2 separate regions of the Homo sapiens genome follow, and region 1 is linked to region 2. Evidence: read pairs that join two places in POLR2A ChIA-PET (ENCODE). Cell type or tissue: PC-3. All regions are shown on one strand. Each heading gives the region's core, and the rest is flanking DNA. Links, peaks and the distances in the headings are about the cores only. Region 1 overlaps RGS6 (regulator of G protein signaling 6). Region 2 overlaps DPF3 (double PHD fingers 3).

Region 1 (4,393 bases), core at 174-4,173, 150 kb after region 2:
GGCAGGACTGGTCATTAAGGACCTCTTCCTTGGTGCTCTTTCCAGGGAAGGGATCGAAGGAGGAGGCACAGACCTCCCATCAGCTGGGGGACACATTTTAGAGATGCCTGGCCAGAAAAAGACAGAGCAATGACAAGGATTCACCAAGACTCACTCCTTACCCAGCACAAAAGAAAGGGAGAGCACAGTAGCCAAGATATGGAGTCAACCTATGAGTCCATCAATGAATAGATAAATGGGTAAAGGAAATGCAGTATATAGGCATAATGGAATACTATTTGGTCTTAACAAAGAAGGAAATCCTGTCATTTGTGATAACATGAACAAACCTGGAGAACATTAGGTTAAGTGAAATAAGTCAGGTACAGAAAGACAAAATACCACTTGTCTTCACTTATGTAAGGAGACCTTGGAGGTATTGTGGGTTTGGTTCCAGGCCACCACAATAAAGCAAGTCATAAGAAATATTTCGTTTCCCAGTACACATAAAAGTTATGTTTACACTATATGTAGTCAATGATGTGTGCAATAACATTATGTCTGAAAAAACAAGGTACATACCTTAATTAAAAAATACTTTATTGTTAAAATGCTAAGGATCATCTGAGCCTTTGGTGAGTCATAATCCTTTTGCTGGGGGAGGGTCTTGTCTTGACATTGTTGGATACTGACTGATTAGGGTGGTGATTGCCGAAGGCCGAGGTGACTGTGGCAATTTCTTAAAATAAGACAATGAAGTTTGTCGCATCAATTGACTCTTCCTTTCGCAACAGATTTCTCTGTAGCATGTGATGGTGTTTGATAGCATTTTACCTACAGTAGAACTTCTTTCAAAATTGCAGTCAATCCCGTCAAATCCTGCTGCTGCTTTATCAACTAAGTTGATGTAATATTCTAAATTCTTTGTGTCATCTCAACAATGTTTGCAACATCTTCATTAGGAGTAGATTCCATCTCAAGAAACCACTTTCTTTACTCTTCCATAGGAAGCAACTCCTCATTCATTAAAGTTTTATTATGAAGTTGTAGCAATTCAGTCACATCTTCAAGCTCTATTTCTAATTCTAGTTCTCTTGCTATTTCCACCACATCTGCAGTTACTTTCTTCACTAGGATCTTGAACTTCTCAAAGTCATCCATGAGGGCTGGAATCAACTTCTTCCAAACTCCCATTAATGTTGATATTTTTACTTCTTTCCACGAAACACAAATGTTCTTAATGGCATCCACCAGAAGGGTGACTCCTTTCTAGAAGGGTTTTGATTTACTTTGCCCAAATCCATCAGAGGAATCACTGTCTGTGACAGCTATAGCTTTATGAAATGTATTTCTTAAATAATAGGACTTGAAAAGTTGAAATTACTTCTTGATCCATAGGCTACAGAACGGATGTTGTGTTAGCAGTCATGAAAACAACATTAATCTCCTTGTACATCTCCATCAGAGCTCTTGGATGGCTTGGTGCATTGTCAATGAACAGCAATATTTGGAAAGAAATATTATTTTTTTCCTCAACAGTAGGTCTCAACAGTGGCCTTAAAGTATTCAGTAAACCATGCCGCAAACAGATGTGCTGCCATCCAGACTTTGTTGGTCCATTTATAGAACACAGGCAGAATATATTTAGCATCATTCTTGAAGGCCCTAGGATTTTCAGAATAGTAAATGAGCATTGGCATCGACTTATAGTCACCAGCTGCATTAGCCCTAGCAAGAGAGTCAGCCTGTCCTTTGAAGCTTTGAAGCCAGGCATGGACTTCTCTTCTCTAGCTATGAAAACCCTAGATTTATCTTCTTCCAATATAAGGCTGCTTAATCTACACTGCAAATCTGTTGTTTACTGTAGCCACCTTCATCAATGATCTTAGCTAGATCTTCTGGATAACTTGCTGCAGCTTCTATATCAGCACTTGCTGTTTCACTTTGCCCTTTTATGTTATGGACTTGGTTTCTTTTTGTAAACCACATGAACCAACCTCTGTTAGCTTCAAACTTTTCTTCTGCAGCTTCCTCACCTCTTTCAGCCTTCATAGAATTGAAGCAAGGTAGGTCCTTGCTCTGGATTAGGCTTTGGCTTAAGGGAATGTTGTGTCTGATTTGATCTTCTATTCAGACCACTAAAACTGTCTCCATATCAGCAATAAGGTTGTTTTGCTTTCTTATCTTTTGTGTGTTCACTGGAGTAGCATGTTCAATCTTCAATAAACTTTTCTTTGTATTCACACCTAGGCTGTTTGGCATAAGAGGCCTAGCTTTCAGCCTATCTTGGCTTTCAACATGCCTTCCTCACTAAGCTTAATCATTTCCAGTTTTTGATTTAAAGTTAGAGACATGCGACTGTTCCTTTTGCCTGAACACTTAGAGACCACTGCAGAGTTATTAATTGGCCCAATTTCAATATAGTTGTCATTTCAGGGAGTAGAGAGGCCCAAGGAGAGGGAAAGAGATGGGGGAATGGCTGATTTGGTAGAGGAGTCAGAAAACACACACACACAACATGTATTAAGTTCATTGTCTTATACGGGTGCAGTTGGGCACCCCCAGAGCAATTACAATAGTAACATCAAAGATCACCAATCACAGATCACCATAAACATATAATCATACTAAAAAAGCTTAATGTTGCAAGAATTACCAAACTGTGACACAGACACAAAGTAAGCACATGCTATTGGAAAAATGGTGCTGATAGACTTGTTTGATGCAGGGTTGCCACAAACCTTCAATTTGTAAAAAACACAGAATCTATAAGGCATAATACAGGGAAGTGCAATAAAACGAGATGTGCCTGTATATGGAATCTAAGACAATCACACTCACAGAAGCAGAGAGCAGAATGGCCATTCTACCAGGGGCTGTGGGGAGTGAGAAGGACTGGGAAGACATTGGTCAAAGGACACCACATAATTAGAGAGGAAGAATAAGTTGAAGAGGTCTCTTGAACATTACGGTGACTACAGACTGCAGTTAAAAACAATATATTATATACTTGAAAATTGCTGAGAGTAGATTTTAAGTGTTCTCACTACAAACAATAAGTGTATGAGACCACGCATATGTTAAATGGCTTGATTTATCCATTCCACAATGTATACATATATCAAAATTGCATGCTATATACCATAAATACATACAACTTTTACATCTCAATTTAAAAAATAAACAAAAAGAAAGTGAAAGTAGAAAGCAGAAAATGTCTTGGTCACATGTGAGGCCCTCTTGGTTTCATCTTTGGTTGGAACCCAAAGAATCTTGTTTTGGGACTTATTCTTCCTGAGATACCCTCATATTTACAAAAGCAGGGGAGTTACCCCACTAATGGGAATAAACCCACTGGAAGGACTCAAATGAAATTAAATACTGACTTGGTTCTTTTTTTTTTTTTTTTTTTTTTGAGATAAAGTCTTGCTGTCACTCAGGCTGCAGTGCAGTGGTGTGACCTCAGTTCACTGCAACTTCTGCCTCCCGGGTTCCAAGTGATTCTCGTGCCTCAGCCTCATGAGTAGCTGGGACTACAGGCATGCACCACCACACCCAGCTGATTTTTTTATTTTTAGTGGATACGGGGTTTCCCCATGTTGGCCAGGCTGGTCTCGAACTCCTGGCCTCAAGTGATCCACCTGTTTCAGCCTCCCAAAGTGCTGGGATTACAGGCGTGAGCCACCGCGCCCAGCCTCCAATAGTGGCCTGGTTCTGAGACTACTTGGATAGTCCAGACGTATTCTGATTTAACAAACTTAGTGTGAACACACTTCACTAAGTGTTTTTCTGAAAATTTCAGACAAAAATCCAGCTCACTCTTGTTTAAGTGCCTTGAGGAACAGTATGTGTTTATTTTTACAGATGCATACTGTCTAGCACAGGCTCAGATATTAGTCGAATATACATGTTCACTGAAATGCCGGTTGGAATTTAATGTTCAGCAAGTTTACTGGCTCCATACTTGCTTGGGTTTATGACTGCATCAAGTTCCTGCTCTCTGCACAGAAGGAGAATGAGGATTACACTCAGCTCAGAGGAGCATGAAAATCTTGGCTCAGCCATCCCTAATGGTCTCAGAGCCCAGGCTGAGGGGTATCATTGGTCTTTGGTTTCATTTGTTGTCTCTTTAAATTGTTCTAACATTTTCTTTTTGAGATGGAGTCTTCGCTCTGTTGCCCAGGCTGGAGTGCAGTGGTGTGATCTTGGCTCACTGCAACCTCCACCTCACGGGTTCAAGCAATCCTCCTGCCTCAGCCTCCCAAGTAGCTGGGATTACAAGCATGCACCACCACGCCTGGCTAATTTTTATATATTTTTTAGTAGAGACGGTGTTTCACCATGTTGGCCAGGCTGGTCTCAAACCCCTGGCCTCAAGTGATTCACCCGCCTCGGCCTCCCAAAGTGCTGGGAT
Region 2 (4,393 bases), core at 91-4,090:
TCAGCACCAACTTCCCGGCCTGCTTTTGGAGTGCGCCCCTGCGTGTGCCACCATCCTCAGGCTGTGCTGCCCCAAGACTCTGTGGTCTCTTGATTCCTTCCAAATCCTCAGGTCTAAAGCAGAAGGCTCATGCTTTCCCTTTTCTTAAATACGGCTTTCTGTCTGAAGAACAAAGAAAATGCTGGTCCCCTTGCAGACAGAGTTCAGTGGTGCTAGTGAAGAGGGTTGAGAGGGCACGGCTGGGCAAAGCAAAACAAGGGGCTTGTTGAATCCTAATTATGTCGATAATAATATCCCGACAACTTAAACAGACAAAACTCATCCAGCTCTAACACACCAAGCTGTCTGGAATTCATTAAGGGGAGTGACATCACTTTGTTCAGAGCCTGGTTGATATAGTTGCTCTCAAATTAACATTTTCTCCTTCAACAAACTCATTTGGTAGCAATCACAAGTTGCCACACCAGGGCATGAACTGACCCATATCACCAAACACTGGAAAACTGAAATATCTCATTACGTGTCACGTAATGAGATATTCATCTCAGTGTCATGAACACTGAGAACATTCCTAAGCTTTTTTTTTTTTTTTTTTTCTTGAGACAGAGTCTTACTCTTGTTGCCCAGCCTGGAGTGCAGTGGCACAATCTTGGCTCACTGCAACCTCTGCCTCCCAGGTTCAAGTGATTCTCCTTCCTCAGCCTCCCGAATAGCTGGGATTACAGGTGTGTGCCACCACACCTGGCTAATTTTTGTATTTTTAGTAGAGATGAGGTTTTTGCCATGTTGGCCAGGCTGGTCTTGAACTCCTGACCTCATGATCCACCTGCCTTGGCCTCCCAAAGTGCTGGGATTACAGGCGTGAGCCAGCATATCCGACCCATTCCTAAGCTTTACTTGGTCTTTTTCTTACTATTCCGAAGCATTAATGGCAGACCTAGGGTTGCCCACCTAAAGCTGGAGCACAAAGGACATTCCTTGGGGGCCGTGTGACCATCTAGCCCCAGAGCTGGTGACATGGTGCACACACTGCTGGCAAATTGTTGTGGCCTTTTGGCAAACCGCAAATTACAACTCTCACCAAATATATCCATCTCAGGATGGAGACATCAGTGTGAGTGGATATGTTTTCTGCTTTTATGGCACAGTTTTTGGGAGTAAATATTCACCAGGTTTGTATCTAAAGATGTAAGTATTGGATAAAGATGGAGGAAAAGAAGGCAGGCATAGGAAGGGTGGAGGGTTGACGCCACATTTTGAAATATTTATATTATTTCTACAGTCACCAAAACACGCAGCAAGATGGGGCCTCTGTTCTCACTGGCTCCTGCTGAGTCCCTGGTGAGAGACAGAATGAGTCTCAAGACTCTGGGGCCAGCTGAGCCTGGGGATTCTTGATGCCTTCCATTCTGGTTGACTAAGAAATGCCTAAGAGAGAGGATTCCTGGGGGAGGTAGATGCAGTGGCTTTCCACACCACAGCTTTCTTCTCTCCAAGGGGCTCCAATATTTCTCCTTCCCACTTCTTCTGTGCCCCGATATAAGAGGGACTTAGGATGGTCACCCTGTGCTCGGGGGACTCTCCGTCCACTCAATTCCTAGTCATTAACTTCCCTTTGCCTGGCAGATTTTTTTTCCCCTCAAAAAGCCTCTGTGATGATTTGTCCATCCTTTCACTCAGCATTGATTGTCAGCTCTGTGTCACTCACTGCTGGCCAGGGGCCAGGGATACCGCAGTGAAGGACATGGTTCCTGCCCTCAGGTGTTACTCATGTGCCCTCAGGTAGCACATGGGTAACAGGCAAAGAGGCATTTACATGAGTATAGAACAGTGATGAAAGGCTGGGTTCCTCTGGGTGTGGAAAACTTGGCTTTTCTGTCTCTTTCTTCACCTGATTATAATGCTTGAATAATAGGCCTGAAAGGGACCTCAGGACATCACCTAGCGTGTTCTCTTGCCTCTAGATCGGCAACGCAGTCAAAACCCCGGGCCTAGGGGCCCTTCCCTGTGTGCAGAGGCCTCTCCAGAGAAGCCCGCCCTCTGGCCATGGCTTTCGTTGTTAGCCACCTGCCTTTCCAGCTCTCCTGTGGCATGTGCTGCCATTCCAGCTCATCTTCTCACCTTGTCCTTGACGGTGCGGAGTGTGACAGTTTATCAGCCCCATCCATAAATGTGAGGACTCATGACAGCAGCCCTGGCCTCAGCGCCTTCCGCATCCGCTCCAGCGTAGTCCCCTTTACTTTCCCATATATTCACGGTGTCCTCAGAGCTGGTGGCAAGATGGCCTGTGGGGAGAGCGAGTTCTCTGCCGTCGAGGGCTCTGACGATTGGAGGGTCCTGTGGGGAGCGGGCCCTACTGTCTGCTTCCCCGCCAGGCTTCCAGGCCCCCTGCCCCTCCACATTTGGGATGAAGCCTTCCTTTGTCTTCCTCCTGGAGCCCTGGGGCGGGACCTGAGTTGCTATTAGTGGCCAAGGAGAACCAGCCTGAATGAAAGCCCCACACTTTTTATTCCTGGGATCTGTGGGATTTATTTTTTCATCAGTTCTAGGGAAGCAGTGAAAAAAGGTGTCAGGCCTGGGGGATAATTTATATGAGTAAACACGACCAGCGAGTGGGAGCATGAGAATTAAGGCCATTTATCCCGGCTTTGATGCTCCCTTTGCCCTCTGGTCCAGCCTTCCCCACAGTCTCTATCACGCCACTTTTAACCCTCTCCTGGCTCTGCTTCACGCTGGGCCTGCCGGAGCTCCTCGCAGGCGCCTTGTCTCCCCAGCCCGCCTCTCCCTCCTCCCGCAGCCCTCATTAAAGGCTAGGCCGAGGTAGCAGGCTGTGGCAGTGGCCTCCAGCTGAGGCTTGCTCCTGATTCTGCAGGGAAGGCACGTCGGGGTCCACCCTTACTCCCCACCCTCTCATCTCCGGCCCCCAAGCTTCCTCCTCTGGACTGGCCTAGCCAGCACGTCCCGCCTGGCCGGCCTGGGCTGCCTGTCTGCTTTCCCTCCTTTCCTCTCCCCTTTCCTTCCCTCCGTCGTCCTCTGAAGATGCGCTCTGCACAGCCAAGTGGCACGGGGCTAGCATGCTTTACACTTGAGAGATGAAGTCATAACAGGTGGCAAGAGCGGAGGCTGCCGGAGCCCAGGATTCCGGTTGCCATGGAAACATGTCAGACCTGTAGAGGGACACGGGAACTGTCAGCCTGTGGAGGGTGGCGGGGGGAACAAACGAGAGGGGCGAGGAGAGGCGCATCTCTTCCCAGAGGGCTCTGCTCACTGCCCCCGAATTCCCCAAGGGCTGTGCACCCCAACTTCCCAGGCTAGCAGGCTCCAGAAATGGAGCTGCTCAGCTGGGGCTGGGGCTGGGGCTGGGTGGTGGGTGGTGGGCACCGAGCGTGGCCGCGCATTTGTGCACACCAGGCCCTGGCAGGTGGTCAGAGCGTCTGCTCAGGATGTGAGGCCATGCTTTTGTGCACGTGCCAAGGAGGAGCCTGAACTTCTGGCCAGTTTCCTGTTCCCTAGGATGCTTGGGACGCAGCTCTGGTCTCAGCAGAACCCAGACGAGTGGCTGTTGCCGACGGCTGGTTTGTCCCTGCCAGTCATTCTTTCTGTGAGTGGCAGGCACACCACAGCGGAGATCCGACTGGGAGGGGGAGAGGCGGTGCTGCCTGGGCGGTAGTTTTATGGAAGATTTGGGGCCTTGTTTGCCATAGACATAAAACCTGATTTAACTCAAAAATCCTGTAGCGAGCACTGATACCTTTCCAGAATGCCTGCTCTCGCTTCCCTGAGCGTGGTGATGGGGCTGTGTGAAGCTTCACTTTTCATTTTTCTTGCTTTGATTTATCTGAATGCTCTTCCCTGCCTTCTGTTATTTTTCTTCTACTTTCTTCATGAACTTTGTTCCTGATTTCCATTTTTTTTCCTTTGAGCTTTTTAGAGTTATCTCCCTCAGGTAGATTTCTAAACTCTTAAGGCTCACTTTATTTTCTCAGCAACTTACTTGTATCTCTTATATGATCTCAGCCCATGAACATTAATCAACAGAAAACCACATCCATCATCGCAGATGCTGCCATAGAGATGCCAGTCGGGTCTTTGCCCTCCCCGTCATCTTATTCTATAAAGCGGGACTCAATTTCCCATAAGCAGAAGCAAAATCTCTATTTAAATCCCACTTACAAGGTCTGGGCGAGCTTCCTATTTGTAGTAAAATCTTTTTTATAATGATCTCATATACAGTACCAGGAAATTGCTCATGGCTGGGTCAGGCCATAGGCCAACCTAGCCATGATGTGAGCTTTACTTAAAAAAATTCCTTCATGAGCCTCTGGAATTCTCCAGAGAAGTGTTTTCATAGAGTAGATGACAATAAACAGGATCACCCAGGATGGATTACTGT

What was found. ChIA-PET counts read pairs that join two places held together with the same protein. Peaks named below come from ENCODE experiments on the same cell type or tissue, not always from the same donor. Only the 100,000 strongest peaks of a DNase experiment are listed, where the experiment ranks them.
Region 1: POLR2A ChIA-PET joins it to region 2 with 8 read pairs; 2 of 35 experiments call an interaction of 5 or more read pairs at or near these places.

What each region holds. Positions count from the first base shown.
Region 1 is chr14:72,530,433-72,534,825 of GRCh38, reverse strand. All of the region lies in intron 15 of RGS6 (regulator of G protein signaling 6), which reads right to left. Among named protein-coding and RNA genes, the nearest start is that of MIR7843, 16 kb to the right of the region's middle. In PC-3, for the core only: no CTCF peak of the experiment used is centred there; no DNase peak of the experiment used is centred there.
Region 2 is chr14:72,678,421-72,682,813 of GRCh38, reverse strand. The region is part of intron 7 of DPF3 (double PHD fingers 3); the gene reads left to right. Among named protein-coding and RNA genes, the nearest start is that of MIR7843, 160 kb to the right of the region's middle. RefSeq lists an enhancer at 2,547-3,394. In PC-3, for the core only: no CTCF peak of the experiment used is centred there; a DNase peak (open chromatin) is centred at 1,723; H3K27ac peaks cover 1,051 bases.